Regions from separate parts of the Homo sapiens genome. Here region 1 is linked to region 2. A link is an interaction called in ENCODE POLR2A ChIA-PET data of the cell type or tissue named here. Cell type or tissue: endothelial cell of umbilical vein. All regions are shown on one strand. Links, peaks and the distances in the headings refer to the core of each region. The heading gives the core; the rest is flanking DNA. Region 1 overlaps PLAC1 (placenta enriched 1). Region 2 overlaps PLAC1 (placenta enriched 1).

Evidence for each region. ChIA-PET counts read pairs that join two places held together with the same protein. Peaks named below come from ENCODE experiments on the same cell type or tissue, not always from the same donor. Only the 100,000 strongest peaks of a DNase experiment are listed, where the experiment ranks them.
Region 1: POLR2A ChIA-PET joins it to region 2 with 5 read pairs; 4 of 35 experiments call an interaction of 5 or more read pairs at or near these places.

The regions. Positions count from the first base shown.
Region 1 is chrX:134,560,759-134,577,235 of GRCh38, reverse strand. PLAC1 (placenta enriched 1) reads left to right here. Exons shown (of 3, transcript NM_021796.4): 3 at 10,496-11,398. The coding sequence starts at 10,554. The coding sequence ends at 11,192. Among named protein-coding and RNA genes, the nearest start is that of LINC00629, 19 kb to the right of the region's middle. In endothelial cell of umbilical vein, for the core only: no CTCF peak of the experiment used is centred there; no DNase peak of the experiment used is centred there; H3K27ac peaks cover 218 bases.
Region 2 is chrX:134,623,232-134,639,708 of GRCh38, reverse strand. All of the region lies in intron 1 of PLAC1 (placenta enriched 1), which reads left to right. Among named protein-coding and RNA genes, the nearest start is that of PLAC1, 27 kb to the left of the region's middle. In endothelial cell of umbilical vein, for the core only: no CTCF peak of the experiment used is centred there; no DNase peak of the experiment used is centred there.

The DNA of each region.
Region 1 (16,477 bases), core at 9,249-11,748, 64 kb after region 2:
CTGATATTACACTGCAATTCTAGTTCAGTTTCTCCTGTAGGCATCAAATATCAGCACCAATACCACTTTTAACTGGCCCCTTTCTTTCTAAGTTTTTGTCTCTATTCCTTGTTGCTTCATCATATTTCTAATTCTAAATGGAATTTAAGATTGTAACAAAACACAGAGTCAGAACATTAATAATTGCAGGCTCCTATCTCAGAAAGGAGGCATGTGTGTCTGTTCCATTTGTTGGGAAGATATAATTGTTAGTTTGCTAGGGCTGCTGTACACAAACTGGGTGGCTTAAAACAACAAAAAATGTATTGTCTTACAGCTCTGGGGGCTGGAAGTTCAAAATCAAGGTGTCAGCAGGGCCATATTGTGTGACGGCTCTAGAGAAGCCTCTTCTAGTTCTGGTATTTGCTGACAATTCTTGACGTTCCTGGGGTTGCAGGCACATCATTGGAGTGATGCACATGGCCGCCTTCTTCCTACATGTCTCACATTGTCTTACCTCTGTGTGTGTCTGTCTCTGTGTCCACATTTTCCCCTTTTGTAAAGACATAAGTCATTGGATTGGAGCCCACCATAATGATTTCATTTTATATTGATTACCTCTGTAAAGAGCATATTTCCAAATAAAGTCACATTCTGAACACTAGGGGTTAAGACTTCAATATATCTTTTTGGGAGGACACAATTTTTTTTTTTTTTTTTTGAGACAGAGTCTCACTCTGTCGCCCAGGCTGGAGTGCAGTGGCACGATCTTGGCTCACTGCAACCTCCGCCTCCTGGGTTCAAGCGATTCTTCTGCCTCAGCCTCTGAGTAGCTGGGACTACAGGCATGTGCCACCATGTCTAGCTAATTTTTGTGTTTTTAGTAGAGACAGGGTTTTACCATATTGGCCAGGCTGGTCTCGAACTCCTGACCTTGTGATCCACCCACCTCAGCTTCCCAAAATGCTGGGATTACAGGCGTGAGCCACCACACCCAGCTGGGAGGACATAATTTTATACATATATATGTATATATAATTATCTAGCTATATAGAATATATAGATATAGAATAGATATAGATATATAATGTATATATAGAATATTAGATACATAGATATAGAATACATAGATAGGTATTCCTAAACATTTGTAGTCCAGTGATGTAAGTTCAAGTCTCAGTCCTGGAGAAAAATTTCAGAAAGAAAGTCCTTCATTCTTTGTTAAGGGAAGATAGATTACCAGTGGGGGGAAACTTCCTTTTTGTTGTTAATAATTATATTAATATCATATATGTATATATTATTAGATATGATAAGACTTTTATATTTATTTTTAACATTATATATGGTGTATTTTAAAATATTATGTATTATAATATGCAAATGATGAACACAAGTTTAACCAATTGCTTTTTTTTAAACAAGTAATTAATTTCAGGAAAAAGGCACCAAACCAACACCCTGTTCTACTTTTTTTTTTTTTTTTTTGAGACGGAGTCTTATTCTGTCGCCCACGCTGGAGTGCAGTGGCGCCATCTCAGCTCACTGCAACCTCTGCCTCCTGGGTTCAAGCAATTCTCCTGCCTCAGCTTCCCAAGTAGCTGGGACTACAGGCACGTGCCACCACGCCTGGCTAATTTTTTGTATTTTTAATAGAGACGGGGTTTCACTGTGTTAGCCAGGATGGTCTCAATCTCCTGACCTCATGATCTACCCGCCTTGGCCTCCTAAAGTGCTGGGATTACAGGCGTGAGCCACTGCGCCCGGCTCAACACCCTGTTCTTGCTCTTTTTTTTTTGTTTGTTTTTTTTTGGAGACAGGGTCTCACTCTGGGCTCAAGCAATCCTCCTGCCAAGTAGCTGGGACAACAGGTGCGCACCACCACATCCAGCTAGTTTTTAAAAAATTGTTATGTTTTTTGATATTGCTAGTATAAGGAGCTATCACACCCAAAGTCAAATCTTCGTTATATAGAAAGTCCAGATCAGAGAAGTGTATAGTGATATTTACCAGTACAATACTCTATCATATGTGGATATGGGGTCAACTGCAAAGCACTTTTGGGAACATTCAGGCTCGGGGACACTCAAACTGACGTGAAGTTAGCCTGGATCTCTCTTTTAGTCCAGAGTTGGCAGAGTGAAAAGCCCAGCCCAGAGGGAGCCAAGGGTCAAGTTGGGGTAGGGGAGAATTCACCCATCTTGCCTCTGATTTCCCAAGAACCTCTAGCATTTTCTGATTTCTGTATCTGTGTATGGAACTGGGAGTGGATGTGTAGGTCTGCTCTCAGGAGGAACAGATATCCAGCCTGTGGTTTAGGTTCCTTTTTCTAGCTAAGGGAATCCTTGGACAACCTCAGGGCTAAGTCCATTTGCCTGGGTAAACTTGGGGACTCTAGCAAGCCCCTTCGAGGCACCCCACCATTCTTCAGTACCTCGTGAACCTGAGGCTTCTGCTTCTGATTATGCTGTCTCTCAATTGCCTGGACTTGGTCTAGATACGGCTTGATAATTTCTTCTTTCCTCCCATGTAAAGGCCAGACTAGGGGAGAGTTCCACTTTGTCTTCTTTCCAGAGGACGACTTATCACAGGGATGGAGGAAAAGGGGTACAAAGAGTGCTGGCTGCACTTGGAGTCACTGACTAAGAGCTAATTGACAGGACATTGGGTACCGTTGGATGGGACAGACATAGAGCCCTTGGCATCAATGATCCTAGAAGATAAGCAGGTGTGCAAGTGGACAGGCCAGGACGCTTGTTAGGACTCTGTACTCTCTAACTATTATAGAAAGGCTCTACTGCTACCCCAGGCCTTCAACTGGTAGACTAGAGAAGGAGTGGGGGAAGGGGTTAGCCAATAACCAGATTCAGGCCCTTAGGGGCTGGACAAGGAGGCACAGGGGCAGGTGGTGATTTCTGGTGGTCATTCATTAATTTCTTCCTTCTTTCATTTAAAAAATATTTACTAAGTACTTACTGTGTACCAGATACTATAGTAGATCAAGACCCCATTTTTAAAGGAATTTATGGTACAATAATTAAGGAATGGGGAGAAATAGTAGGGATCAGGGCAATAGTAAGAAACAGATTTGGGGATTTTCTTCTCCTCAGTATGTGTGTGTGTGTCTGTCTCTCCATCACTGTGTGTGTGTGTGTGTGTGTGTGTGAGAGAGAGAGAGAGAGAGACAGAGAGAGAGAGAGAAAATTTATCTTCCTACAATGTCCTCATCACAAAGCAATGCATCTTTACCTACTCCGATATGCACGCATGCCTCCCAAATTGTAGGCTCGCTAACAATGACCAACAGCCTTCCTATCAAAGGAACCTTTTCTAAAACCTTCTCTACGTCTCAGGAGCCAAATGATGGTGAATGGCCTCAGTCAGGATGTTATACACATGCACCAAGTGACCACATTCTGGGTGGGGCATGCACAAGGTAGCTTTGGGTTTTGGAAAGATGCATTCTGGTCAAGTCAGTGAAAAATCAGCCAAGTAGCCTATAAAGTCAACTGTGGTTTATTTTGGACTTAGGCCACACCTAAGGGGCCATATGCGTGCACCTCACTTTAAGAAAACCTGTACTCAAAAATCCCAATTTTGAAAGGGAGACGGGAATGTGCCTGACCATTTTTGGAAGCCATCTAGAGCCCTCATTTATTGACACAGGTGTATCAAAGAGGTGGTGAAGCCCTTGAAGGAACATCTGATTCAATCCTCTGCCTTCTGATGATTTCAGATCACCTCAGGCAAATGGGCCTTTATCTGGTTTTGGCAGACTCCCAGAGACTACTAATGGGTTAAAAATGTGGCCGTGGCTGCCGTGGAGTTGAGAGGTCTGCACAGACACAAACCTACCTTGTCTTTTAAAATGAGAAGGGACTCTGGGGCTTTGTGGAAAAGGGTGTAGTTTTCTGAAAAAAATCAAACTCAAATAAATTGTTAAGTTAAAACATAAACTGAATTAGGGGCATACATTTGGGATGTCCCTCACACTTCATGGAAATTATGAAATACATCTCTTTGTTCAAGTTTAAAATTCAACCAACTCAGCTTCTCTGCACAAAAGGGGAGGAGTTCCCATGACCTGATCTTTGCAATTTCCTCTAAAGTATGGCTTTCTGTATTTATTTAGGAATATTTATGTTCAGTCAGGGCATGGTTTACCCTTGTTGTGTAGCCTTATTATGGTTTGATTTCACATTGGACTACTCACCTTTTAGTAACCAAATTTGCGACCCAGCGGAAATTTCTCTCTTACAAGGAGCTTGGATTCTTATTTATTTTGCAACCTTTATTTGTGTATGAGATGAACCATGACATTTAAACTATGCTTGATAGCTTAACAGATTATAAGAACAAAACCAGATGGCCCAAACAAAAATAATGCTTTGATTGCTTTAAAATTCAATGTCAAAAATTAAAAACAGCTTTCAAAAAGCCTTGACTTTTTTCCCCCGAGATAATTTTGAATCATATATGTGGACATATACTTTCCCCCCAAATTAGAAATATATAAAAAATTTAACAATGGTTATTTGGGGGTTGAGAAGGGTGTTTCCTTCTTTTTTCTTTTCGACACCACCCAATTTTTCTGCAGTTAGTTTTAGAATCAGAAATAAATTTTTAATGGCTGCTTTTTAGTTTAATTTTAATGAAGCCTTTTTAAGGGTTCGGTCAAGGTGTTTTTCTCTGCTGAGAAAATGGACATTGTTAAGCATTAGCAGTTCATAATTCTTCTTCCACACAAAATGATGAATAATGTGCGGTTACTTTAACACTGTGCTTCATGAGGTTGGAAAACTAAACCGGTCTCAGCGTCTTTAAAATTAATGTAAATTCTACAAAAGCAGTTATTTAATTTTCTAACTCGCTTTAATGTACTTTCAACATCATTAGTATTAATCACAATTGTCACTTTCTTTGAGAGCAGTGAACCAACTAATTCCTTAAAACTGGGCTTTAAAAAGAACCTCCATTTTAAAAGGCTCTCAAACCTTGAGATAGTTTGCAGGTCACAGTCAGAATGTGACTGCTTGAATGTTTAAACTAAAGCACCCACAAAGTGTTAGGATTCCTTTTTTTCCGTTCTTGTCTTGTAAAAGAATCTTTATTCTGACTCAGATTCATTTTTCTTTAAATCAGCTGCAAGAGAGTGAACAAACTTTGCTGCAAATCAAAGCCCTGACAGTTACATTTCCCTGAGATAATTGCATGCTGCTTTGGAGTTTCCTTTTCCCTGCTGTTTCCTTTTGTTTTGACAACAAGTTTCTGGGAAAACAATATACAAATGATAACTATGCTGTCACGAGTATACTGAATTTTAAAAATAAATAACTGTCGACCCAAAAAGCTTCCAGGAGCCTATGGAGTGAATTCTTTTTCCAAACCGTTCCAAAACCAGATGTGGAAATGTTTAGCTAATTCCCCTTCCCATTCTTCATGCAAAGAGTTCATACGTGTCTCTAACGACATCAGAGGAGATGGGGAGGCAAAAAATCCTGTCTGCTTTCAAAGCGATTTCTCTTACACTTCTCAATTCTCTCTCTAACGTCACAAAACTAATTTGGACTTCAGCTTTTGTCTCTTTTTAAAAGGATTTTTTTGGGGTCCTGAGATTAAAAATGCTCTGTGCTTAGACCAATATTCAATCTCTTCATTATAAAACATTAAGAAATAGAGCTCATGGTAAGAACACTTAAAATCTACCCTCTTAGCCATTTTGAAATATACAATATATTATTATTGGCTGAACTCACCATGCTGTGCAATAGATCACTAGAACTTATTCCTCCTGTCTAACTGCAACTTTTTACTTTTTGACCAGTATCTCCCCTTACCCCTTCCACTCCACCCCAATAACCACCATTCTACTCTCTACTTCTTAAAGTAAGGCAATGGTCATGTTAACCAGCTTGATCTAAAATAATCATTCCACAATGTAAACATAGATCATTGTTACATGTATACATAGAACACTGTATCCCATAAATATATACAATTTTTATTTGTCAATTTAAAAACAAAACAACTGCTGAACTTTATAAGCAGCATTTTCAGCATAAAAAATTTAACGATGGGGGAGTTAAGTGGCAGCTCTTCTTCCTCTTTCCTTTTTTTGTTTTGGCCAATCCATTCTCTTCCTGTCTATAAGAAGAAAAGGGCTGTCTTGGTTTCACAAGTACTACGAGATCTCAGTCTGGCTTTGCTAATCAGATTGTATCACTGTCAGTGACTGATATAGATAGCTCTTAAACATAAACACTGGCATTTTTCTGAACTTAATTAAAAGAGCATATGTGTTTATGAGGGAAGAAAGGAAATACAGTTTATATTCCCAAAATGAAATGTTTTATGATTTTTTAATGTAGAAAATTTATTAAGGCTTATTAGGGAGTTCTTGAAAAAAAGGGAAAGAGGAAAACTCTGTTAAAGGAGCTAGTGGGAAATGTATATGCATAAACTCCATTTACAAAAAAACAGAAAGCTACTTGTACTCTGTAGCTTCAAGGAAAGCAAACATTTTGCATCCAGGTGTTATTAGAAGCTCTGGGTTTGCCTGACCTCTCTATAGCTCAGTTCAGGACGCTGTGTACCAACAGCTGAGCCCTACTTGGCTATACAAATGCATCTAGGCTCATTGCTTCGGGCATGTTGCAAGGCTAATTTGCAATCGAGTCAAAATGGGGCTACAGTGATACAGACCCTGAGACTGCTTTTTTTCTCAGCACAGAGGCCTCCCCAAGAAGCTGGACAGTAGTCCCAAAATGAGTGCTCCCTTCTTTGCATTTATTTCTTCCCCAGTCCCCAACTCCACGTCAGCTCTAAAGAGTTCTAAAGACTTTAAATAGAATTCTGCCCACAGCTCCTGGGATACTGTGCATGGCCCGCATGATGGCTAAAAATACCTTCAGCTGGGCACCCCCACACAGCCCTCTCTTCTGGCATCTCCTTCCCATCTCTAACCCCTCAGCCTTCTTTTCCCTCTGCCCCCAATAACTAGAGCCCACTTTCTCCCTCCCTTGTTCGGGATCCCATTCTTCCAGCACATCTCAGCAAGGTGTTAGAAAAGTCAGCTGATGAATTCACACTGTGTTGTGAATGACTTATAACCATCCCCCCTGCCGGACGTGGTGGCTCACGCCTGTAATCCTGTAATCCGAGCACTTTGGGAGGCCAAGGCAGGCGGATCACCTGAGGTCAGGAGTTCGAGAGCAGCCTGGCCAACATGGTGAAACCCTATCTCTACTAAAAATACAAAAATTAGCAGGGCATGGTGGCGGGTGCCTGCCTGTAGTCCCAGCTACTTGGGAGGCTGAGGCAGAAGAATCGCTTGAACCCAGGAGGCGGAGGTTGCAGTGAGCCAAGGTCGTGCCACTGCACTCCAGCCTGGACAACAGAGCAAGACTCCGTCTCAAATAATAACAATAATAATAATAACCGTCCCCCAACACACACACACACACACACAAACACACACACACACACACACACACACACACACACACACACACACACACTACTCTACCCTTCCCTAGGAATTGCAGGTAGCAGGAGAAGGGAGGCTGCCCTGCTTTGAGGATCTGTTCTCAGCAAGAAGGAGTAAGTCTCAAAGTGTGCCAATGAGCTGGGCATTCGCAAGCTCATTAGAAAGTACATTCTGCTTTCCCCCTAATCTCCTTTCTCTCCCCTTAGAGATGAGCAACCTTAAACCTGGGTCTCAGTGACCTCTTCTTTAAGCTTTATCTGAGCTGAAGGGTGTGCTGTCACATGCCTAGTCATCTTCGTTTATTTCTCCTATCACATGGTGAGCTGTTCTTGGCTTTATGAAAGTCAGAGGAAAGAGATTCTGCCGTGTTCAAATTTGGAGAGTTGTACTAAATGAACCCCTAAACTCAATGACATTATTGAGCCCCTTCCTTTGAGACTGACTCAGTGCAACATAATACAAGAAGTGAACGTGTGGGGGTGGGAAGTGAGGTAGTCTAAAATGATTGCTTGAGGGACAACAGTCTCATTTCTCAGAAATTCTAGACATTTTATAATTATATTTGGATTATCTTTGGGGAAGGAGGAGAAGGAGTACAGGAAAGATGCTTGAGGGAGGGGGAGGAAATGGATGGCTTAGCTCTCTGGAAAAGAGTAGCCTTAAACTTGGGTGTTAATTTTGGGGTTTGAACAAAAACAGTTGTTTCCTTGGCCTAGTCCAGAACTACTTAAGGAGGAGGTTTTCATTCAGGGCAATTAGGCCCAGGTTGTGGGATGATGTTAAAGAAAGAAGGAAAGAAGGAGAGAGAGAAAAAGAGAGAGGCAGGAAGGGAAAGAAAACCCACCTAAAGCACATTTAAGACAAGGTGGTCTTCTATAGATCAAGACAATAGTGCAGTAGTGATGGGGTGATTATCTCAGCTTCCAAAAGGCACCTCAGCAAATGTTATGCAGTATTCCAGAGCAGGTGGTTTCTTTACTTAACTGTTGAGTCATCCAGGACCAGCTCACATCAGAATTTACTTATTTGTGTTGTTATTATTGTTTCCTTTTTGTTTGTTTTGGGGATTTTTGGTGCGGGGGAGAGAAAGGGAGTAGGTTTTTGTTTGTTGCTGCTGCTTCTACTTTTGCTTTGTGAAAAAAACCCAAAAAAGTTGTCCCAGAAGAGACATTTCAGAAGGAACAAAGAGGAAGGAGCCTGGCAGACCTGTGGGGCTTCTCTTTTACACCCACAACACCCCTGAGAGAATGAGGAATCATTAACGGCAGAGTGAAAGACAGTGAGACCAATCCGTACCAATCAGAAACAAAACATTTCATCCAGGCCAGTGCGTTTTTCTAGCGGGCTCCTGTGCCATGGTTTCCATTAAACAATGCAGCAAATTCGTCACTATCAAGGGAAGAGAAAGAGCTGTATTTTTGCAACTGGGGAAAAAGAGAAGAGAGAAATGTCTTGGGACGTTTTTTGGCCCATTGCCGTGCACATAGTAGGCATTCAACAAATATTAGTCAAAGAATGAATTTGTGCAGGGGTTACTTATCTCAGCAGGGAACAAAAGTGAATCCCTATATGCATGTACATTTCCTTCCAAACTTTAGGTACTTTACTATGTGATTTATGTCATTTTCACTTGTAAAATGAAAGTTGAGTTGGAAAACATTGGATGATGTTGCTCTTGCTTTCTTCTTTCTTCATCTGTTACCTCCTTCTGATAGCATGTTTTAGATACTTATTCCTAGCACTGCTTTTTCTCCTCACTGGTCTGCCTGTCACTCTTTGAGAGCTAGAAGCAATAGGACTAGGAAGTGGCCACAGAGCTTCCTATGGAAAAAGAAAACAATAAAAAGCTAGAGAAAATAAAAGACGTAATGCAAAGATTTTAGGAGATATCTTGTCAATCAATGTGTAAAGTACAAACTCAATCCTCCCTCTCTCCCTCCCTCCCTCCCTCCCTCCCTCTCTCTCTCTCTTTCTTTCCTTTCTTTTCTTTCTTCCCTTTTTTTTTTTTTGAGACAGAGTCTCTCTCTCTCTGTTGCCCAGGCTGGAGTGCAGTGGCACACTCTTGGCTCACTATAGCCTCAACCTCCAAGGCTCAAGCGATCCTCCCACCTCAGCCTCCCGAGTAGCTCATACTACAGGCGTGCACCACCACACTCAGCTAGTTTTTTGTATTGTTTTATAGAGACAGGCTCTCACTATATTGCCCGGGCTGCTCTTGAACTTCTGGGCTCAAGCAGTCCTTCCACCCTGGCTTCCTAGAATGCTGGGATTATGGGCATAAGCCGCCCCTTTCTTTAATATAAGACTTTTACGGTAGTTTTCATGTGTAATATGCATTGAAAAATGTAAAATTAAAAACCAGCATGTTTTTATGTTTCCACAATTTTAGTATTTTACAAGGTGTCCTAAAGAATTTATCAGGGACTCTATTGGTCATAATGACTTATGATGCTGCTGCCAGAGTTTATGAAGCATTCGTTTGATCATTTTAAGTAAGCCACTCGGCAAAATTTCAATATCTGGTTGTTAAGAATAAACCACAATTCCTTCATAGGTTTTTATTTGATCAAATCTGTTGTAACAACAACAAAAAAGCGATAGGGAAGGGTTCATTAGTATGGCCTATGAGAGGACATGGAGGCCCCTAAAGAGGGAAGTATTGCCATCTTGAATTAAACTCTATCTCCTATCTCTTTATTCAACGTTTGACACAAAAACTGTTCTGTTTTGGGTTCATCTTGAGGTTAAACACAAAAGGATGCCACTCCTGATCAGTGTAAACTGTTGTTCTACATATTAGGGATATGTGTTTTATGCTAGAACAGCATGGGAAAGTCACTTTAAAAAGCCATTGTAATCGTCCATAAACACGTGAGTTCCAACAATGAAATTAAAGTTCAGTTCTCTCTCAAATGAGTGTTTTCCTCTTCTTAATGCTTTAGGAACAGCCCTTTGCTTAAAAAATATATCATGTTTGAACTTTCAATAGAAAATAAGATGACTTGCCTCTTGTGTTTTTTTGTGCTCTAGAAATCCTCACTGGACGGCTTCCTGTTTCCTGTGGTTCATTATCTGATTGGCTGCAGGGATGAAAGTTTTTAAGTTCATAGGACTGATGATCCTCCTCACCTCTGCGTTTTCAGCCGGTTCAGGACAAAGTCCAATGACTGTGCTGTGCTCCATAGACTGGTTCATGGTCACAGTGCACCCCTTCATGCTAAACAACGATGTGTGTGTACACTTTCATGAACTACACTTGGGCCTGGGTTGCCCCCCAAACCATGTTCAGCCACACGCCTACCAGTTCACCTACCGTGTTACTGAATGTGGCATCAGGGCCAAAGCTGTCTCTCAGGACATGGTTATCTACAGCACTGAGATACACTACTCTTCTAAGGGCACGCCATCTAAGTTTGTGATCCCAGTGTCATGTGCTGCCCCCCAAAAGTCCCCATGGCTCACCAAGCCCTGCTCCATGAGAGTAGCCAGCAAGAGCAGGGCCACAGCCCAGAAGGATGAGAAATGCTACGAGGTGTTCAGCTTGTCACAGTCCAGTCAAAGGCCCAACTGCGATTGTCCACCTTGTGTCTTCAGTGAAGAAGAGCATACCCAGGTCCCTTGTCACCAAGCAGGGGCTCAGGAGGCTCAACCTCTGCAGCCATCTCACTTTCTTGATATTTCTGAGGATTGGTCTCTTCACACAGATGATATGATTGGGTCCATGTGATCCTCAGGTTTGGGGTCTCCTGAAGATGCTATTTCTAGAATTAGTATATAGTGTACAAATGTCTGACAAATAAGTGCTCTTGTGACCCTCATGTGAGCACTTTTGAGAAAGAGAAACCTATAGCAACTTCATGAATTAAGCCTTTTTCTATATTTTTATATTCATGTGTAAACAAAAAATAAAATAAAATTCTGATCGCATAAAAATATGTTGGGCATTTTTATTTAATAGACACATACCTCATTTTTAGTATGGGCCAGACATTGTTCTAAGTGGTTTGCAAACATTGGTGCCTGGTCCCTTCTCTCTAGGATGACTTCCCTCTCTGTCAAGTTCCTCTAAGAAAGCCTTCTGCAATTGACCCTCTGTCTATATCCCCATTTCCCTTACACTCTGCACCACTAACTTAGTACTCAGCCACATCGTTTCTTAGTTCAATCTACAACTGTGTCACTTTTTATCCACAAAAAGCATAGGTTGCACTGGTGATTTATAAACCATCAATGGTTCTAAGAAGCACTCACGTCACTACCCACCAGCTAGACAGCAAATTCCTGATGCCGAGAGCCAGAGCTTATGCTTTAGCCACAGACTGATAGTGCTTTGAAAGGAGTTTTTCTCCCCCAACATCTATGATCAGAAAATGTTTGCTAAAGTTTGGCTGTCTATTAGCTTTCTCAAAGGGGTAAGAGAGAAAGTGGAGGAGTAAGAGAGAAAGGGAGGAGTAAGAGTAAGTGAATTGTTCAACAGAAATTTATTATTGAGGCCAGGAGTGGTGGCTCATGCCTGTAATCCTAGCACTTTGGGAGGCCGAGGCAGGTGGATCACCTGAGGTCAGGAGTTCGTGACAAGCCTGGCTAACATGGTGAAACCCTGTCTCTACTAAAAATATGAAAATTAGCTGGGTGTGGTGGTGGTCGCCTGTAATCCCAGCTACTTGGGAGGCTGAGGCAGGAGAATTGCTTGAACCCGGGAGACGGAGGCTGCCGTGAGACAAGATCATGCCATTGCACTCCAGCCTGGGCGACAGAACAAAACTCCGTCTAAAAAAAAAAAAAAAAAGTCCGGGCATGGTGGCTCACGTCTGTAATCCCAGCACTTTGGGAGGCCGAGGTGGACAGATCACCTGAGGTCAGGAGTTCGAGACCAGCCTGGCCAATATGGTAAAACCCCATCTGTACTAAAAATATAAAAATTAGCCGGGCATGGTGGTGGGCACCTATAGCCCCAGCTACTCGGGAGGCTGAGGCAGAAGAATCGCTTGCACCCAGGAGGTGGAGGTTGCAGTGAGCCAAGACCACGCCATTGCACGGCAGCCTGGGTGACAGAGTGAGACTCCATCTCAAGAAAAAAAAAAGGGACTCAGAAAAATTGAGGTCACACAGAAAATAAATAAATATTCAGACTGCAACAAATGCTATGGAGAACTAAAATAAAGTGATATGAGATAAACTGGAGAAGGGACCAGAGTAGGAAAGGCCTCTGAAGACTTGTCATTTCAACTAAGTCTTGAATGTGAAGAAGGAGCCAGTCCTGGGATGATCTGGAGAGAACACATTCCAGATAGTAAAAGCATCTCATTTAATCTTCACTACAACCTGTGAGAGAACTACTCTTCTCATATCTATTTTATAAATAAGGAAACTGAAGCACAGAGTGATTAAGATACTTGCCCAAGGCCACATACCTATTAAGAAGTAGACTATTTCAAAACATCATATTGTACACCATATATACATATATATATAATTTTTATTTGTCATTAAAAATAAATTAATTTGGCCAGGCACAGTGGTTCGCACCTGTAATCTCAACATATTGTGAGACCAAAGCCGGAGGATTGATTGAGCCAAGGAGTTTGAGCCCAGCCTGAGGAACATAGTGAGACCTCATCTCTACAAAAAATTTTTAAAATTAGCCGGGCATGGTGATGTGTGCCTGAAGTCCCAGCTACTCGGGAGGCTGAGGCAGGAGGATCACTTAAGCTTGGGAGGTCAAGGCTGCAGTGAGCCATGATCGTGCCATTGCACTCCAGCCTGGATGACAGAAACCCTGTCTGGAAGATAAATTAATTAAAATTACACAATGTTGACACAATGTTTGCACATTTAATATAGGCAAAGTGCTTCAGTAGGTGAGTAGATTTAGAAATTCAGTCATGGTAGTTGAAGAAACAGAGCGGTTAGATTTAAAAATCCCTTGCCTCTTCTTGAGGAAAACTAAGTAATAATCCCTGAAAACAGTGTATTCATGCAACAAATGTTTATTGGGCCTGTCTTATGTGCCAAGCACTATGTTAGATGCTGGGGATGCAATGGGGAACAAGACTGACACAATCTAATTTGGGTGAGGGAGACAAGTAAAGAGGCCTACAGAGATAGAGGCTATAGAGGCTACTCCAGTCCAGAGAATGTGCCTGTGCATAGACGTGAGGACCTGGGCTGAGGTCATCAGAGAAAGTGCAAGTGGTCTGGTCCAATACAATGGAGGCAGTGTAGCGGGGCAGTGATGGTGGTGAGTGATGGGGCTAGAGCATGAGTGGTATATGAGACTGTGTACAAGAAAGCTAGCACATCCCTCCCCCATCCTCTCTTCTGAAGCTAACAAATTGTTTAATACCAAAACACAGGCAAGCAACTTTGCAAACAACCAATACTAGATCTAGATACATTAGACTTGGGCTACGAGGTGCAAGTTGAGCATTTCACAACTGCAAGGGTGATATTCACAGAGCCTTGCCCTGAAGTTGCATAATGTATCAGCCTTAGAAAAGACTCAAGACCTCCATGGTAATAACAGGAGTTACTATGTTTCAGACACATTATATATGATCTCATTTAATCCTCACAACAGCTCTACAAAATGAAAATTATTTTCTCTGTTTTATAGATGAGGAAACTGAGGCTCAGAGAAGTGGAGATTGTACCATTAGGAAATGACATCACTGGAACTCAAACCCAGGTTTGTCTAGCGCCAAAGTCCACTTTCCCCTCTATGCTCAACACTCACTCCCAGAGAAGAGAGACTTCCATGTGGACTAGAAGATCCAGGAAGGTTTCTTGGTAGAGGTAGGCAATGACCCCACTGTTAGAAGATGAGGAGGACCTGGCTAAGCAGAGAAGAGGATGAAGAGTATTCTTTGTGGGCATAACCCCTGGAACAGGGTGGACAAGGGCACTGTGTTGGAGGGAGGCCGCTTAGGGGGCTATTGCTCTAACCTAGGTGAGAGGAGATAAGGACAGCAGATGGGAGGAGTTGAAGGATAGGAAGAGAAGAAAATGAGACCCATTTCAAGTGAAGAACAACAGGACTTCATTCATTCTAGCCTACAGGAAACAGTTAAATGTCTATATAAGCCTCATTCACGATTAAGAGAGAAATTGAATTTGGAGCGTAGAAAGCTCCTGGCCTTAGAGCAGAGAGACAGATTTCATGGAGGACAAGACTTAAGCTATGCTCTGATTTGTCTGACTGGATATATGTGAAAAAGAAGATGTTGACTCAAAGAAGATGTCACCATCAAGAGCCCTAGAAGCTCAGAAGACATGGTAAGCCCTGGATTTAAGTAAGGAAATTGGGGTGATGGTAGAGGATGGCGGGAAGATGAATCTAGGTTGGACATGTTGAGTTTGAGATGACAGTGACATCCAAGTAGATATATCCAGGAATCAGCTCGAGAAATGTAATTACTGGGAGATAAAGCCTTGGGGGAAATTACATGAGTGCAGGAAAGAGAATTTTTTCATAGTCAATCCTCATGGCATTGTTAGGAAAAGGACAGGAGAAGAACAGTCATCAAAATAGATAGAAGAGAAGTGATCAGAGATACGGAAGAAATATGACTCATGAAATTCTAGGGAGGAAAGTTGGGTAGACTATAGCCTCTAGTACAACAGATAAGCCAAGAGGGAGTAAGCACAGGCTTCACAGAATTGGGAGCCTTTGAATTGGACCTGAAGTGAGAGGTAGAATTGAATCAGGTGAAGATGTAGGAGGAGGGCATCCTAGGCAAAGGAAGCAGTAAGAACAAAGATGCAGGCCAGGCATGGTGGCTCATGCCTGTAATCCCAGCACTTTGGGAGGCCGAGGCGGGAAGATCACTTGAGCTCAGGAGTTCAAGACCAGCCTGTATGTTTACATTTTTGTACCAAAAATACGGGAAAAAAAAAAATCAGCCGAGCGTGGTGGTGCATTGCATGCCTGTAGTCCCAGATACTTGGGAGGCTGAGGTGGGAGGATTTCTTGAGCCCAGGAGGTGGAGGTTGCAGTGAGCCAAGATTGTGCCACTGCACTTCAACCTGGGTGACACAGAGAGACCCCGTCTCAAGAAAAAAAAAAAAAGATGCGAAGAAACATTGTGGTCAAGGATCATATTTTGCATGGGTTAATGTCTCAGGATAATTAGGCATAATTTTTCAAAATTCAATAGTAATCTGCACTTGTTGGCTTGGCATATCATTACTCAGAAAAAAGTGTTCTTCAAACATTTCAGGTGCATGTTTGATCTTCTCAATTCGATTGTGTATGTCTTGAGTGGGGCAGGGTGGGGGCTGTTTCCTGTTTGTTTTGCCTTGCTTTTTTTTTTTTTTTTTTTGTCTGTCACCCAGGCTAGAGTGCAGTGGCACGATCTCGGCTCACTGCAGCCTCCGCCTCGCGGGTTCAAGTGATTCTCCTGCCTTAGCCTCCCGAGTAGCTGGAACTACAAGCGCATGCCACCATGCCCAGCTAATTTTTTGTATTTTTAGTAGAGACGGGGTTTCACTGTGTTAGCCAGGATGGTCTCAATCTCCTGACTTCGTGATCCACCTGCCTTGGCCTCCCAAAGTGCTGGGATTACAGGCGTGAGCCACCACACCCAGCCTGTTTGTTTGCTTTGCCTTGCTTTTCCATTACTTGGTGAAGGTACCCAATAGATGGTCAATCCAGGTGACTGACTGACTGACTGGTAATGAGAAAGGGCGTGGGAGTCCATAAGCTAAAGGAACCATTCTAAAGATGGGAAGATAACACCTTGTGAAAAAACTGCATTTCAAATTGACTAATTCATTTGCCTTTTGAAATGCCACTTCAAAAGAGTGTTTTTCTCCTTTATTGTGGTAATGTTCTTTAATTTTTAAGATGACATGATTTATAAAAATCCATAACAGTGTTAGTCATATTTGTGATAATAAGATGAAATGCTTCATTGCGAACAAAAGAAATGAACATTTTCACCTTTCAATCTCTGGGAAAGCCAAAAATGTCTGAAACCGTTTGTTATGATAATTGCTTGTCAAATATTTAAA
Region 2 (16,477 bases), core at 7,545-10,044:
TTTTACTTTGGAATGATGGAAATGTTTTGGAACTAGATAGAGGTGATGGTTATGCAACATGTGAATATACTAAATGCCACTTAATTATTCAGTTTAAAATGTTTAATTTTATGTGAATTTCACCTCAGTTAATTATTTTACTTTGGAAAAAGTCAAAGTAGAACAGCCTCAATTCTGTGGACAAACTGGGTAGTTGTGGGAAGGGTAGACTAGCTGGGTGTAGAGTGGGAACTATTTCCTTCCCTACCCACCACCCCACCACTCCCCAATGCTTGTTCCTTTCTTCAGCTAAGTCAAGTGTTTATTCCTATCTCCATTCCTGTTCATATCCAAGAATCATCTGGAATTATTCTTAAGAATATTCTACTTCTCTAAGGACTGTTCATCAGAAAAAGGCAGTTGTAATTTATTGGGAGTCCTTCTAAGAAACCCCAAATATCAAAGATTTTAGGAATATGGAAACCATCATGTAGACCTATGTCAGCTTAAGAAGATGGCCTTTTGAGGAGAGTCGTCAGAAAATGTTGATGTAGCCAAGGTGATGGGTGCATACAAAATGCTGGGTACCTGGGGGATGCTAGGAAATGCTTGTTGATTGACTGATTCCTTGATTGAGTAAAAAAAGACATTTGCATTATCCTAAGTGAACTAACACAGGCACAGGAAACCAAATACTGCATGTTCTCACTGATAAGTAGGAGCTAAACTTTGAGTACACATGGACATAAAGAAGGGAACAGCAGACACTGGGGCCTAACTGAGGGTGGAGGGTGGGAGGAGTGTGAGGATCAAAAAAGTACATATTGGGTACTGTGCTTATTACCTGGGTGGTGAAATAATCTGTACACCAAACTCCCGTGACACAAAGTTTACTTATATAACAAACCTACACATGTACTCCTGAACCTAAAATAAAAGGTTTTGTTTGTTTGCTTTTTTTTTTTTTAAAAAAGCCAGCAATGGCAATAGCCAGGAAGGCACACCCAGCAGAGGGAATGGCAAGAGTAAGAGCAGGACCAAAGAATTATACCACCCGGAATTATGCTGCAGATGTTGACACAGCAGAGAGCTTCAGGAGAAATAGAGGATGGGAATCTTTCTTTACCTAACTCTGCTACTGAGATCCTTTGGAAAAGTAGTGATGAAATGAAAAATACAAATATCAAGGCAACAAAATCTGAAAAAAATAGAATTAGTGCTGAAATATAATTAACTGATTTTCTATTTGAATCATCGTATGACATTCATAGAATACTTGCATCATGGAACTATTTATAAGATTTTTCTGCTAATAGTCAACACCTCAACAACTGTCAACTCACTTTTTGCTCATTCACAAAAAAATATCTTAGAAAACTTAAGGAGAACAACTCTTTAGTCTAAATGGCAAGTCTTGTTTTATAAAATAATATCTCAACATAGCTGCATGTGAAAAATGGTCATTTTTAAGCAGTCTTTGTAAAAGTAACAATGAATTTTGAAGTAGAAGCTGATGCTTTGTGTCTTCTGCTATTTGTGTGGTCAATGACACGGCTACTGCTCCCAGAGTAAACGATACGTGCCAGTGAATATTTTGTGCAAGTTAAATGTTCATCATCCTCTTTCTGAGAAATAAAAATGCATTACTTTAAAAACAACCAAAAAAGGACATTTAAACAAAGGATTCCCCTCCAGTAGACTCTCGTTTATGGGCTTCAGACCACATTTTGTGTAAGAGCTTTCAGTCATCCATTTTTTCTTTCATTCCACAAAAATTTATTGAGCACCTGCTGTGTTCCAGGAAATACAGTAATAGGGATGCGCCATCATAGGCATGGATAAAGGAAATTCACATACAATCCCCCCAATTTTTTTTTCTTTTGAGATGGAGTGTCACTCTGTTGCCCAGGCTGGAGTGCGGTGGTATGATCTCAGCTCACTGCAACCTCTGCCTCCCGGGTTCAAGCGATTCTCCTGCCTCAACCTCCCAACTAGCTGGGATTACAGGCATGTGTCACCATGCCCGGCTAATTTTTGTATTTTTAGTAGAAACAGGGTTAGACCATGTTGGCCAGGCTGGTCTTGAACTCATGACTTCAAGTGATCCAGCTGCCTTGGCTTCCCAAAGTGCTGGGATTACAGGTATGAGCCACTGTGCCCAGCCTACAATCCCCCAAATTCTTTGTAAGCATAATTTCAACCCTTTACTATCTCTAAACTTTGAGCTTGAGTAAGCTGATGGGCAAGAACAGGGCAAGTTATGGTGACGATAGTGGTGTGTCCACAAACTGGAATATGTGATCCAATAAGTATGGTTAATGGACAACAGAGAAGAATACTTGCAAATAGGGCTATTGAAGGAAATGGCCCTTTGACAAGGGAGGTGGAACAGTTGGGGGAAAGCCTGGTCAATGTCTTCTTCCTTCTGTCCTGTCCCCTTCCCCATGCCTGGACCACCTGGAAACTATGGATTAAAGCAGTATTCTCTTGCACCCCTATGGCTACACACACCCCTGGGTGCAGCGGCTGCTTTCCCCTATCTCCAGCATAGCTCATGAGGGACTCCATGTGAGCGCTGGGTTGCCTGAAATTGAGGGAAAGCAATCTGGTCAGAACTAAGTAGGGCCTGCTTCTTGTTGCCTATGCTACAGTTAATCCATTGCCATCTGTCTTTATTTTGCTGACTCACTGCTTTCATTTGGGTTGGCAGTTCTTTTGCTGTTGGCTGCAGTCTTTAACTGTTTACGGAGGACTGAGATGGATGGAGAATTAGGGGCTTTGCATTCATTCGCTGAATGAAATCCTACCCAGGTACTGTGGGCCTCTTGTCGAGGGGCTGAGGCCAAGGCCCCTGGATTTTGATGGATGGTGGAGATTAAGTGTAGGGTAACACATCATTTAGTCTGATTGCAAGGCCAGGTTTCTCCCAAGCATTGCCAAATGAGCTGGGAGGTCATGCGAATTGTCTGCCCAAGCACAAGGGAGCGTGATATCTTTTAATTAGAGTAAGGATGAAGGATATTAGGGACCTTGGTCTGTCAGAGAACTTGGAACACCCAAATGCTATACTTCATTCAAGTTTCTCTTTAAGTTTCACCTTATCCATGGAAGCTTTTCTGCATAAACTTCCATCCCCACACTGCATCCCATCCCTCCTCCGAAATGCACTTCCCTGCGCTTTGAATCTCATCAGCATTTGGCTTCAACTGTATACAATCTTGGCTCCCACAGCCATTTTGAAGCTGCCCTTCAGCAGATTTGAGACCCATTCTTTATCCTGTGAGATAGAACCTTATCAAGATGTGAAACTCTGTAGCCTTTATAGCTCATTTTGTTATATGGCAATTGGATCCTGGGAAAAGGTGACTTGGAGGAAGCCATCATTGGCCTTTGAGACCTATAGGAATTCAGTAGAAACACTTTCAGGATGCTTTGTCAAATGACTTGTGTTAAGATGCCAAGGGTTTGTCGTGGGCTCATGTAAGTTTTAACCCTTTTCAAGGCTACTTTCTGTAAGCATTGTATCATTTCTGGGGTAGAGGGAGTTGAGGGTTTTTTGGTATATCTGCCTACTCAGCCTTGGTGTCAACCAGTACTTCCTGGGATTTGGGGTAGGAACAATAGAAGTTAAAAAGGAACTTTGTGTTTTAGGTAGGGGGAACGTAGGTACTGGTTTGCTCAGGATAGTCCTGTGTTACACCTGCTGTCCTAGTGTCATTATCGAAGGCACATTTGTGCCCTTCACCCACAAAAGTGTTCCAGTTTGTACAATAAACTTAGCTTTAGGCAGCACCTTAGCTTTAGGCAGCAAATATGTAATGTACAGGATCACACCCAGAGCTAGAAAGACTACAGAGTTTTGCAGTTGATGAGCTTCTATCTCACTGGGATAAAGAACGGGCTTTCAAATCTGCTGAAGGACAGCTTCAGAATGGCTGTGGGAGCCAGGATTGCACACAGTGGAAACAAAATCCTGATGAGATTCAAAGTGCAGGGAAGTGCATTTCAGAGGAGGGGTGAGGTGCAGTGAGGGGATGGAAGTTTTTGCAGAAAAGCTTCCACGGATAAGGTGAAGTTTGGAGAGAAACTTGGCTGGGTGAGGTGGCTCATGCCTGTAATCCCTACACTTTGGGAGGCCGAGGCAGGGGAATTGCTTGGGTCCAGGAGTTCAAGACCAGCCTGGGCAACATAGTGAGACCCTGTCTGTATGATTTTTTTAAATTAGCTAGCCAGGTGTAGTGGATCACAACTGTGGTCCCAACTACTCGGGCGGCTGAGGTGGGAGGTTTGCTTGACCCCAGGAGACTGAGGCTGCAGTGAGTCATGATCATACCACTACACTCCAGTCTGGGCAACAGAGTGAGACCCTGTCTCCAGAGAGAGAAAGAGAGAGAAATGTGAATGAAATATAGCATTTGGGTGTTCCAAGTTCTCTGACAGACCAAGGTTCTGAATATCCTTCATCCTTATTCTAATTAAAAAACACCACACTCCCTTTTGCTTGGGCAGATAATTCACATGACCTCCCAGCTTGTTTGGCAGCAATATGTTTTATAATTATATATTTTATAAGCAAGTGTAAAAAATACTTGCTTATAAAAGTTGTTCCCTTAACAACTTAAGATTGCATGGTCAGACTATCCCAGGGAAAGGGCTTCTCCAAGCCACCAACCCTAGAAAGTATCCTCTACCAATCGGACAGGATCAAAACGTCACCTCCAGGAATTGGAGCTCTCAGACACTGCTGGCAGGACTGTAAAATGGTGCAGACACTTTGCAAAACTGTTTGGAAATTCTCAAACAATTCAACATAGAGTTACCATATGACTCAGCAGTTCCACTCCTACACATATACCCGAGAGAAGTGAAAACATATGTCTACACAATAGCTTGTACATGAATGTTCATGGCGGTATTATTCATAATAGCCAAGAAGAGGAAACAACTCAAACGTCTATCAACTGATGAATGGATAAACAAAATGTAGTATATCCATATAAGGGAATATTATTTAACCATGAAAAGGAGTAGAGAACTGATATATGCCACAACACGGATGAACTTTGCAAACATAATGCTAAGTGAAAGATGCCATCACAAAAGACTGCATCATATTATTCCATTTCTAGGAAATGTCAAAACAGGCAAATCCATACAAATAGAAATTAGATTACTGGTTCCCTAGGACTGAGCAGGGTGGGGATTCAGGGATGGAAGAGTGACAGCTTAATGGTACAGAGTTTCTTTTGGGGGTGATTAAAATGTTCTAAAATTGATTGTGGTGATGGTTGCAGAACTCCACGAACATACTAAAAACCACTGAATTGTGCCATTTAAATGGGTGAATTGTATGGAATGTAATTTAGATCTCAATAAAGCCATTAAACGTGTGGCCTCCAGGCATAACTCAGACTCAGTACCAGCTACCCAGTTAGGCTTGCACTCCTTTAGCAAGGACATGGGCACTCTCTTCCAGAGAGCTCTTCTCAGGCTTCAAAATGGGCAAGCATGAACTTGGGCAAATGCCTCATAAGTGCAAACCAGTGGGAAGAAGCCTTGTTAATACCCATAAGCCTTTGGGGTTTTTTTCCCCCTTTATAGAAACATCCAACCCAGAGCCACAGAGTCCAATAATAATTGACAGACAAGAACCTTAGAGCTTGCCTACTCCAATCCCTCTGTGTAGATGCTCAGAAAGAGGAAGTGACTTGCTCAAGTCACACAGCTAGTCAGTGGCAGGACATGGACCAGAACCTGATGCTCCTAACTCCCACTCCAGTGCTCTTTCTCCTGTCCTGGCTTCTCCACTACTTCCCTTTCCCCTGCCTTGCCCAAATCAGCCCCTTTGGCCCTTCTTGCTAAAATCTAGGAGTCAAGTCTGAGAATCCAAGCACAAAATCAGGGTGAATTTACAATTTTGGAAATATGGTACAATTTTCCTAAGTAGTAGATCAGAAGATCTGTATTATAGGTCTTCCAACATCAGGATGTGGATGGAGTACAGGATTTGACCCCTGGTACAACTAAATTTGTGGAATAATCACATGCTTCTTTTTATACTGTATTTGGCAGTATTAGAAGAGAAAAATAATATTCATCTTAGGAAAACCTTGGTAACTGCAAATTTGCTGGCAACCTTATTTCCTCTTGCTTTCTTGGAAGAAATCAAACGAAAAAGCAGCTGTACAAATTAGCCCTGACCAACAGGCTCAGGACCAAAACAAAACAAAACAAAAAATAATAAAGCCAAAAACAAATTAAGCTTAATATTTAAATCAGAATGGAAAATATATCCAACTATACGCCTACTGGAACCCTTGAAACTGCTAATCTCTACTTGATTATTCACAACCTGACCTTTGCAGGAGGTCAGGACAAAGCTGGGGACAGTCTGACCGAAATGTATCAGCAATTTTCCAAACTCCTTCATCTGCATTCACAGATTTTCCTGATAACCCTAAGAGCAGCAAAACCATTGATCATGCTTGTTGGAGTCCTATTAGTACCACAGTGAAAAGAAAATGTGCTTAGTAGGCCATCAGTCAACAGACCCTGTGTGCCAGGTACAATGCCAGTGCTAGGGGGAGACAAGACGGGGAAGAAATGATGCCTACCAACAGGAGCCATACACCCCCAAAATAGGGTGAACCAGGCATGGTGTAGGGCAAGAGCATGGGGCAAGAGCAAAGCTGAAGGGCTAGGAGAGTAGATGTATGTTGAATAACATTGAGGGGACTAGTCTTTCTGGAATAGAGATTTCTTTTGAGGGAGTTAATGGGATGTTTGATTGAAAAAGAAGGTTGGAGACAGATTGTGGAGGCAAAATGGAGCATTTTGAAGAGGTGAGTGGCCAGATGAAAACCACATCAGGGGAGCCTTCTCTTCAGCCTCCCCTCAACACTGGTTTTGGTATTCTCTGGGCTCCCACAACCCCCTGGGCCTTATCCTAGCACTTTACACATTTTCCTGTAATTCACTGCTTCCTTGTACTTCTTCCCTCAAACTGATTTCCTTGTGGGAACAGCTTACATCTGGTTGATGCATATATCCCTAATGCCTAACAAAGGGTTTAACACGTGGTCAGCACTCAGGAAATGTGTGTTGATGGGATGGGACAGGACGGGATGGGACTTGATAGAAGGTTAGATCTGTGGAGGAGCCATCTGGAAGAGAAGGCAGGAAGAGGAGATCAGTTAGAAGGATGTTGCCCTGGGAGATGAGGAAATATGGCCCTGACCCAAAGCAGTAGCGATGGTGACAGAGAAGAAGGGAGGATGTCTGATGTATTTTGAAAGAAGAATAGACAGGACTTGGGAACCTTAGTTAACACTGACCTGAGGAAACAATGCAAAAGGACTGTGGAACCAAAGTAGGTTCCCCATGAGGCAGTGTGGTAGGTCCTACAGACCCCAATAGGATTAACCAGCCTCCATTTGCACTTTGTGGACAATTGGTTATGAGCACAGCTGTACTTTTCATGTCTAGAGGTGAAAGGGACTAGACCATTGCTGAGGGGACTTTGCCCAGCTGTCTCTGTGCCGGCTGTGCTAAGTCCCCAGGGAGCTCATGCTGACCAATAAGGCAAAGCTCAGGAGTGATGAACCACCGTTTGGCTGTCTTAATCCTAAGGCCTCAACTCAGCTCTGACCACCTGGAGGTGTCACACAAAGAAGTCCAAAATAAAGAAGAGTGTCAGCCCAAGAAACAAGAGTCTCCTTTTCCTAGCCATGCCTATTTCGTTCCACCTTCAGTCTTTCTGCAGCTCAGGAAGGGAGGGGTGAGAGAAAACCACGGAACTTTTCAAAATCCCATTTTCCAAAAGCTAAATCAGATTCATTCTGTGTCTCCTGCGCAGACTGCATTAGTCTGGGTAATGTAAACACTGTGAGGCCACAGCTGTCTGCCAGCTGCAACGTTAAAGCCCGTTTTGGGGGGCATGAAAAAACCTGTCTGTAACTATCACAGATGAGAAGTGTTAGTTAATGAATGGTCCCTGCTGAGTCCAGAGCCCAGCTGAGTTATTTCAGTCTTGAGCCTTAGCAGAGATTTTTATTGGGTAACAAATTTCAAATGCTCCAGTTACCCCTAGACCCCAGATTGGAGCTCGTTGCTCAATCCAACCCCCACGCCCCAGCCAAAACTAATTCACTCCAGGGACATTCCTGATTGCAGCTCAAGAATCTTGGTGTTTGGAGTGTTGGGTGATTGCTCAAGGAGGATTTGGTAAGGGCTTAATAATAACATCAGCCTCCTTGTGCTCCCTGCAGAAGTGTGGAGAGTGACCTTTTTCAAGAGTAGGGCCATCCGTGGCTTCCACCAGGGCTGGTCAGCTTGGAGCAGCCTAAGGAATGGTGGCTTTGAGTTGGACACCACTGTTTCTGCTGGGCCTTGGCTTAAAGCTCTGGGTTTTGCTGGCACCTTTCCACTCCTACTATTCTTTCTCCTCCTACATGGGCTCAGGTCAGGGGCAAGGCCAAGAGGGCCAACAAACCACCAGCTGCATTGAGACAGGGGCTAGGGCCCAGGCCTTTACGTGCATAATTCAGTGGCATTTCGTACGTTCACAATATTATACCATCATGACCTTTGTTTAGTTCTGGAACATTTTTATCATCGCCAAAGAAGATCCCCATACCTGTTAAGCACTCATTTCCCATCCCCTCCCCTCCCTGTACCGGCTCCCGGAAACCACTAATTTGCTACCTGTCTCTGTGGATTTGCCTATTCTGGACGTTTCATACAAACGGAATCATACAGTATGTGGTCTTTGTTGTCAAGCCAGTATTCTTTGAGTACCCACTGTAATAGACATGAGGATTCCTCCTCAGGTGCAGCAGCTACTGCTTTTTAGAATACTTAGCTTAATCAAGGCACATGCTGGGTGATTGATTTGCACCATTCTGTTTAATCTTCACAACAACTCTCTAAAGTAGATAATAATAATGTTCCCATTTCAAAGATGAGTAGTCCAAGACTAAGAGAAATTGAGTAGCTTGGCCAAGATCGCACTAGTAGTTAAGATTCCAACTCAAGTCCTTCCATTATTTATCATGTATTCAGCCCTACTTAGAGCCAGTCTACTTACTTAGAAGCAACATACTCTCTTCGTGGTATGTGCTGCCTGCCCCATCTTGCCCGCCCTTAAATCCCCACTGTGACAGACCCCATAGGCAAGGGAATAATCTCATGAGCCCCTTGTGAAAATACCCATGTGTTGGCAGGGCTAGTAGCCTGGTATGAGTGCCCCTAGTATTCATATGCCCTTGGGCACACCCAGAGTTTTCTTTAGTTCCCAGAGAGCTGAATATAACCCCACCTCCTTCTCTCCCACTCATGAAAGCATATGGGTATGTTAGTGAGAGTTATTTATAGAGAAATCTTTGAATCTGCTCAAATTTATTTTTAAGTAAATCATATGCAAGCTTTGGTATTTGATTATTAGAAATAAATAATAAGTGAGGCCAGGCGTGGTGGCTCACGCCTGTAATCCCAGCACTTTGGGAGGCCGAGGGGGGCAGATCACCCGAGGTCGGGAGTTTGAGACCAGCCTGACCAACATGGAGAAACCGCGTCTCTACTAAAAATACAAAATTAGCCAGGTATGGTGGCGCATGCCCGTAATCCCAGCTACTCAGGAGTCTGAGGCAGGAGAATGGCTTGAACCTGGGAGGCGGAGGTTGCAGTGAGCTTAGATCGCACCATTGCACTCCAGCCTGGGCAACAAGAGCGAAACTCTGTCTCAAAAAAAAAAAAAAAAAAAAGGGAAGAAGAGGAAGAAAGAAAGAAATAATAACTGATTATCAAACACCAACGTGTCCTGACATCAAAGGTGAGAATTTTTGGTCCAAACACATCTAGAGGCTGCAAAGAGCTACACCTCAGCTCAGTTACCTCCAGTTTGCAGGTGAATTCCCAGATCAGTGAAGTTCTCCCTGAAGACTGAAGATCGGATTGTGTCAAAGGTCTGGGGTGGCCTTCATGAAGCAGCCTCAAAGGCTGTGCACCTCATGTCTGGACTTTTGAGCAGTGACTCTGGCTGCATCTGACAGGGACTCTCATGTCCCAACCACATGTACAAGAAATCACAAGGGCTTGACCCAAGTTCTGCAATAAAACTCAAGAAAAAGGAAAAGGAAAATGTGAGTTGTTCCACTGTTTTAAAGACTTCAGGATATATGTTTTAAAAATTCACAAATGGGAGCGGCACTCAGGAAAGTTCAATGGAACTGAAAGAGACAAATATTGATACTCAACAGTCAGCTTCAATAATAATAATAATAATAATGGGACCGCCTGAATTCAAATAAATGGAACAGATGTTCCTCATGTGTTCTGAGTTGAAAATCATTCCTTCATGTGGGATCAGTTAAAAATCAAGCTTGGGACTTACTGTATGTTTAATATAAAAACTCTCAATAAAAATACTTTGGAGGCAAAATCCAAGTGAGGGCATGCTGCAATCATCAGTGCAAATAATCAACCAGTCAGCATTTGCCTGTAAGAGACCAAGGGATGTACATGTGTGAGGATGAGAATTACTGAGATAGAGGTGGTGATAGAAAGTTATTTGCCATCACATCTAACCGGAGCTCAGCATGCAGGGGTTTTCTCAATGTAAGTGGGACTTGGAAATTGAAGCTGTGGTGAGCCATGGAAAAATGGAAAAATCAATTATTTTGATATTTAGTGGACATTAGAGGAATTTTCAAAAGATGGGCTCTTAGAAATAAATGAAACTGTCCCACAGAATAGCTAATTTCAACTTGAACCAGCCCAGCCCCAGTATGGGGGTGGATATAACGAGAGGACTTTAGTACTTTAGTCTGCCATCAGTACTCCATCCACACCTAACATCAGAGCTGGAAGACATACTAGAAACTATGATCCAACATTCTCACTTCACTGATAAGGAAACAGGCACAGGAGTCTCTTACACATGCCCAGGGTCATAGAGGAAATTCATCTCCAGGCAGAATTCAGGGAACCCACTAAAAGAAAGAGGCAGAATCAAAATGGAATATAGAAAACATTGTTGCCCTTTCACAATACAGGCATAACATTAGGATTCTACAAGAAACACCAAACTGGCATGCCCTTTCATTCCACAGTACCAGCTAACAGCCCTGTTCATTTTAAAGAATTAGTGGAGTAAAACAGTCACCCAATCCAAAAAAGAGAAACACCAAACAGGCAGCCACAAAGAAGGTCTTGACGAAACCAGGAAAGGGTCAAGGGCATTGGGAAGCTGCCTTACAAGGCCAGGCAGGAAAGATTAAAGCAAAATAGTTGGGGAAGATGAAGGCATAGAAGGGATGTCATATAATCAAAGTATATAGAGAAACTCCTGAAGGTCGTGGATCCAGGGGAGTTAGACACATTCATCAGATTCTGGAGTACAAGAGAGATGCACAGCCTTTGCAGTGATTATCAGGAAAAACAGACTGAAAAAAGCAGCTTTACTATACACAGTGGATATGGGATGCCCAGTAAATGTGAAGGAAGTGTGCAAACCTTATTCTGAAGGTGTTGTGAAGTTAAAAAGCATTTTAATGCTTCCAGTAAACCAATTCTTGGTTTAATAATAACATTAATAATAGCTACCATTTATTGAGCACTTACGATGTGCCAGGCACCATGCTGAGCTCTTTACATGGTTTTCTTATTTCCTCCTTTTACCTTTATTTCATCCTTTTTTATTTCATCCTACAGTTGTGATGTAGGCACTACCTCCATTTTTCAGATGAGGAAACCAAGGCTCAGAGAGGTTAACTCATCTTCCCTAAGTCAGACAGCTAGTCAGTGGTGGAACCTCCCCTCAAATCCAGGTCTCCCTTAATTCCAGAGCACAGAAACACTCCCCCATCCTGCCTCTGTAATTGGGACAGCTTGGTTGCTTGAGACTCTCCCTCTGACAAAAGTGGTATTTTAGAATGTTCATTCTGGCTGGTGGAAAAAGTGAACTGGAAAGATAGGCCCCAGGACCAAGGAACCAGTTAGGAGGCAGAACCAATGAAAGGGAATGAAAATAAAGAATTCTGTGAAATAGAACTGGAAGGAGAAACTGACAGACTCCAAAGACGAATAGGATCTTACTGTGCCAGGATCTGCTTTTGCCATTTAGGATATCGTGGAGATCTTCCTATGATAAGACATATAAATCTGCCTTGTACCTTTTGTGACTGCTTAGGCATTCAATCTGTGGGAGTACTACTACGACAAACACTGTTCTAGTGAGCATGCTGGATATACGTATATCTTTGTATACTGGTATGTATATAAGATCAATTCCAATCAGTGGAATTTCTGGCCTGAAAGAAACATATTTTAAATTTTGATAGACTTTTTCGGGAAGATTTTCATAGTTGAGTGATTATTATTTTAAATTAGGGGTGTGGGAGGGAACCTTCCTTGGTAGATATACTATAGCAGAAATAAATTAGTTGGTCATCATTCAAAAGTGTAATCAAAAAGCACAAGGCCTTTCATACCATTCCTACCAAACAACATCAATGTTGTCGAAGCTAATTACAGGAAGAAAGGGAACAGAAGACACAGTAACCCTTTTGGGAACCATTTTCAAATGGAGAACTGGGAACTCATCTCTCTTCATTACTTAATTTTGAGGGAAGGGGAACTATGCTGAAGTGTTGAGCAGCTGGATAGCTGTGGCTGTCATTTTTTTTTTTAAGGGAAAGGGTCTCACTCTGTCACCCAAGCTGGAGTGCAGTGGTGTGATCATATCTCACTGTAGCCTCCAATTCCTGTGCTCAAGTGATCCTCCTGTGTGGCTGTCATTTAATAGACAGCCTATTGAGAGGCTTCTAGGAGGAAGATTGGCAAACTGAATACAGGGCAATTTTCAGATATAATAATAACAACTTGATTTTGTTTGTAGTTGAGAAGGTTGGCTATTGTTTTTAGTTAGGGGATTTAAATAACTTCTTTAAAACAGCTCCCAAAGGGAAGGGAAGGTAAACTCAAGTGTTATTATGAAGTATAATGGTCTGTCCCTCCAAGTGATAAGTTTGATTCACTGCTAGCAGAGCCAGTTCTGCTTGGCACCTCCCCAGTACTAACTGCCTCTGGCCAAAAAGCTACCAGGCCCTGGTGCCAGATCCTGGGTGTCATGAGCCAAGTAAGAAGAAGGGAGTAGATGGGGAGAGAAGATAGCTGAGGCAAGCTGTCTCTCCCAGAGAGATGGGTTACAACAGAATCCAATGCAAGCTTTTATTGGAGAGACCTATGTGTGGAGACAATAGGCCTACTTTTTAAATTTCCACAAAATGAACTAGGTACAGAATACCACTATTTTATTCATTCACTTGACAAATATTTACTGAGCATCTACTATGTGCCAGGTACTTTGATAAACACTGGGAGTAAACTGTTGAACAAAACAGAAGTGTCCCCTGCCCTCAGGGAGCTTACTGTTTCATAGGCAAGGTGAGTGAAAAGCAAGTAAACACACAAATATAGAATTACAGATGGCAAAAGAAAAAATACAGGTGGGGCATGGACTAAGGGTCAGGATGGTGTCGCCATGGTGGCCTGGCATTTAGAGTGAGTTCTGAATAAAGAGAAGGGAGCCACCTTTCAGGCTGAAGGGAACGTGTGTGAAAGCACTTTTGGGATTCAGGCTCTTGAAGTCGCTGGTCAGGCAGGAGGCTCCCTGAAATCTGCTCCACTTTTTGCTCCTCACTGTGCAAACCAAAGTGCTCTAGGCTTTGTGGTTGCTCAGGGCACAGAGGACCAGATGGGTTCCAGAGACCAGCCTGAAAGTTCCCCAGTGAGGATGCATGGTGATAGCCTGCGAGTTTCAGCCAGTTGGATGAGGTGAGCTTCCAAAATATTCTTAAACCCTACAGCCTCCGAGACCCATTTCCCAGTGATTTCCATTCCTGGTCATCACTTTCTTTCTGCAGGGGACACTTGCCTGTGGAAAAGCAGTGCCTCGCCTTGGTTAGGGTTAAAGATTGAGGCAGTGCTGGCCTTCAGGAAAAGTGCAAGCAGCAATGGAGAGAGAGCAAAAACTGAAGCCAAGGAAGCAGCCCCTGCCAACAACTTCCGTTCTTTCCCTTTCCTTCGGCATGGCTGCCCAAGGAGCCCCCAGTGACTGTTCATGGTGATCTGTTTGTTTCACAATTGACAAAGAAGGAGGGAGCCCTTTCTGACATTTTTGCCCAGAGGACCCAGATTTCTCAGTTTGAAACTGCCAAATACGCAACTTTGGGTGGATATTTGGCTGAATCACTTTGAAGGGCTTGTCAGTGCCTAAAATGGAAATTGTTAGAAAGCAGAGGAGGGTGGTTGCCAGCAACCATGAAATGGTAATGACCAAATCATTTATTTTTGCAATGAAATGTCATCCCCTAACACTACAAAGGCAGGTTTTTTCTAGCTTAGAAGTACTGACTACCTATAAAAATCTTCAAAAGTGATTCTGTGTGCCATGCACATGTACACATATACCCCATTTCTCTCACCCTCTGCCTTCCCTCCTAAACCAAGCTTCTTCCATGTTCCTGGAGCCCAGCTGCAACCTGGGATGAATTAAGATATTGGCTGATTATGAAAGGTAATCAGGCTTCAGCTATCATATAAAATGAAGGGGAGTTCATTTGGTTATTTGTAAGATGGTATGTGGCTGACTTTCTATGTGGGAAAGTCAGTAGGCTGTAATAGATCATGCCCCAAAATACGATGTGGATCTTTTAAAGATCTGTTTGAGTCTAGCTGTAGTTGCACCTAGGAGACATGATACTTAATAAGGTTTCTCCTATCTATCTATCTATCTATCTATCTATCTATCTATCTATCTATCATTTATCTGTCATCTATCTATCTGCTTCATTAGCAGGCAAATTAGGCAAGATCTCCCATTGTGTACTTTGTATTTTTAAATGCTGACACCTTTTTTCTGAGTTTAGGAGGAAGATACTGGAAAATACATTGTGGGTTGACACTGGGGAATGCAAGAGGATCTTTCTTTGAAAACAGCCATTAAGATACTATTCCCCTGGGCCAATTCCTGGGCAGTTTTAACCACATACAAAGCCCCAGGTTCTTCTTCTAGCTTTTCTATATTGACTCCTGTGTTAAGATCAGTGAAAATTTATACTATCATATAATTTATTTTAAAGTAATACTTTACAAGCCTTTGGCTTGAAAATATTTCAGTAACATCTGCACATTCAATACTGAAAAGTAAGATGGCTCCATTCTGCTCTCATTATAGTAGGCTTTGAGAGGTATCTTTTCTTTGTATCACAGTCATTAGTCCAGTGGTTGATCAGCTTCTTTTTCAACAGAAGTGGCTTTTTCCAAAGTCCTTTGTGATTGTTGATGTGGGATCTATTCTGAAAGCAGGTTTGCTGTTAAGGAAGGTTATAGGAACATTACCGTTTAGCCATGGACCTTGATCATCTGAATGTGGTAGCTGGGTGTTATCTCAGTGCATTTGAAGCTCATGCTTATGGAATCCCTGTTATGCAAGGGGTTGGGGAAGCCCACTGGAAAAAGTGGCTCCAGTGTGGATGAATCCGTCCTTCAGATTCCTTTGTAGGGTTGGCTTAAAGGGCAATTATAAATTAGTCTGTGTCATTTCTGTCCATTTCCCAACCTTTTAAGAGCTCTCCTGGCCCTCGATCTGCATGTATCTAATACCACTTTCTCAGCCTCAGTTTCCTAATATGTAACACGAAGGACTTGGACTAGACAAGCTACAAGTTCTCCCCAAACTCTGACACTTGATAAATCTAATGCACTTATCAGCAGAGAGGAATGTGGCTATTTTCCAACTCTTTCTTTAGTTTGGGGAAACTAATTTTATATAATGTTCTTTCCCTGTGTTTCCCTTTTAAAAGGAAAACATGACCCATTTCCGGTGTTGTAAAGTCAACACTTTGCAGCTCTGCACGAGGAAGCTTCTTTCTATGTAGAAGGGGCACAGAATGCCACGGGAACCAGGGCAGGAACCAACACCTGACAAGAGATGCAGGCACATGCGGCATGTGGGGCGGGCTGTCCCTCACAGGAGCCAGAATCATCAGTACTAGCCTCAGTCCTCCCATGCAGCTGGCCCCACTCAGAAGCATAATGGTGTGGAGCAGAGATCCCTGAGCTAGCATTCCTGGATTAGAGTGCTTACTAGCTGTTTACCTCCAGTGAGTTAATTAACCTTTCTGTGCCTCAGGTTCCTAATCTGTAAAATACGAATAATAATCACACTACTGCAGAGTACAGTTGCAAGGATTAGATAAGATCACGTGGGCATGTAAAGTGCTTAGAACAACGTGTAGCACACACATATTAAGTGCTCGGCAAATGTTAACTATTTGTCCATTGGGCTCAAATGTCCAAGTATGGATCCAGGAGTTGAAAGGTTGGATTCCACAGGGCCATCCTCCCTCTTGTGTCCAAGACTCTTTGTGGTCTAGGACAACTTTTGTGAGAACAACTTGTATCTGCTCTGGAATAGATGACTTTCCCTTTTCTATAG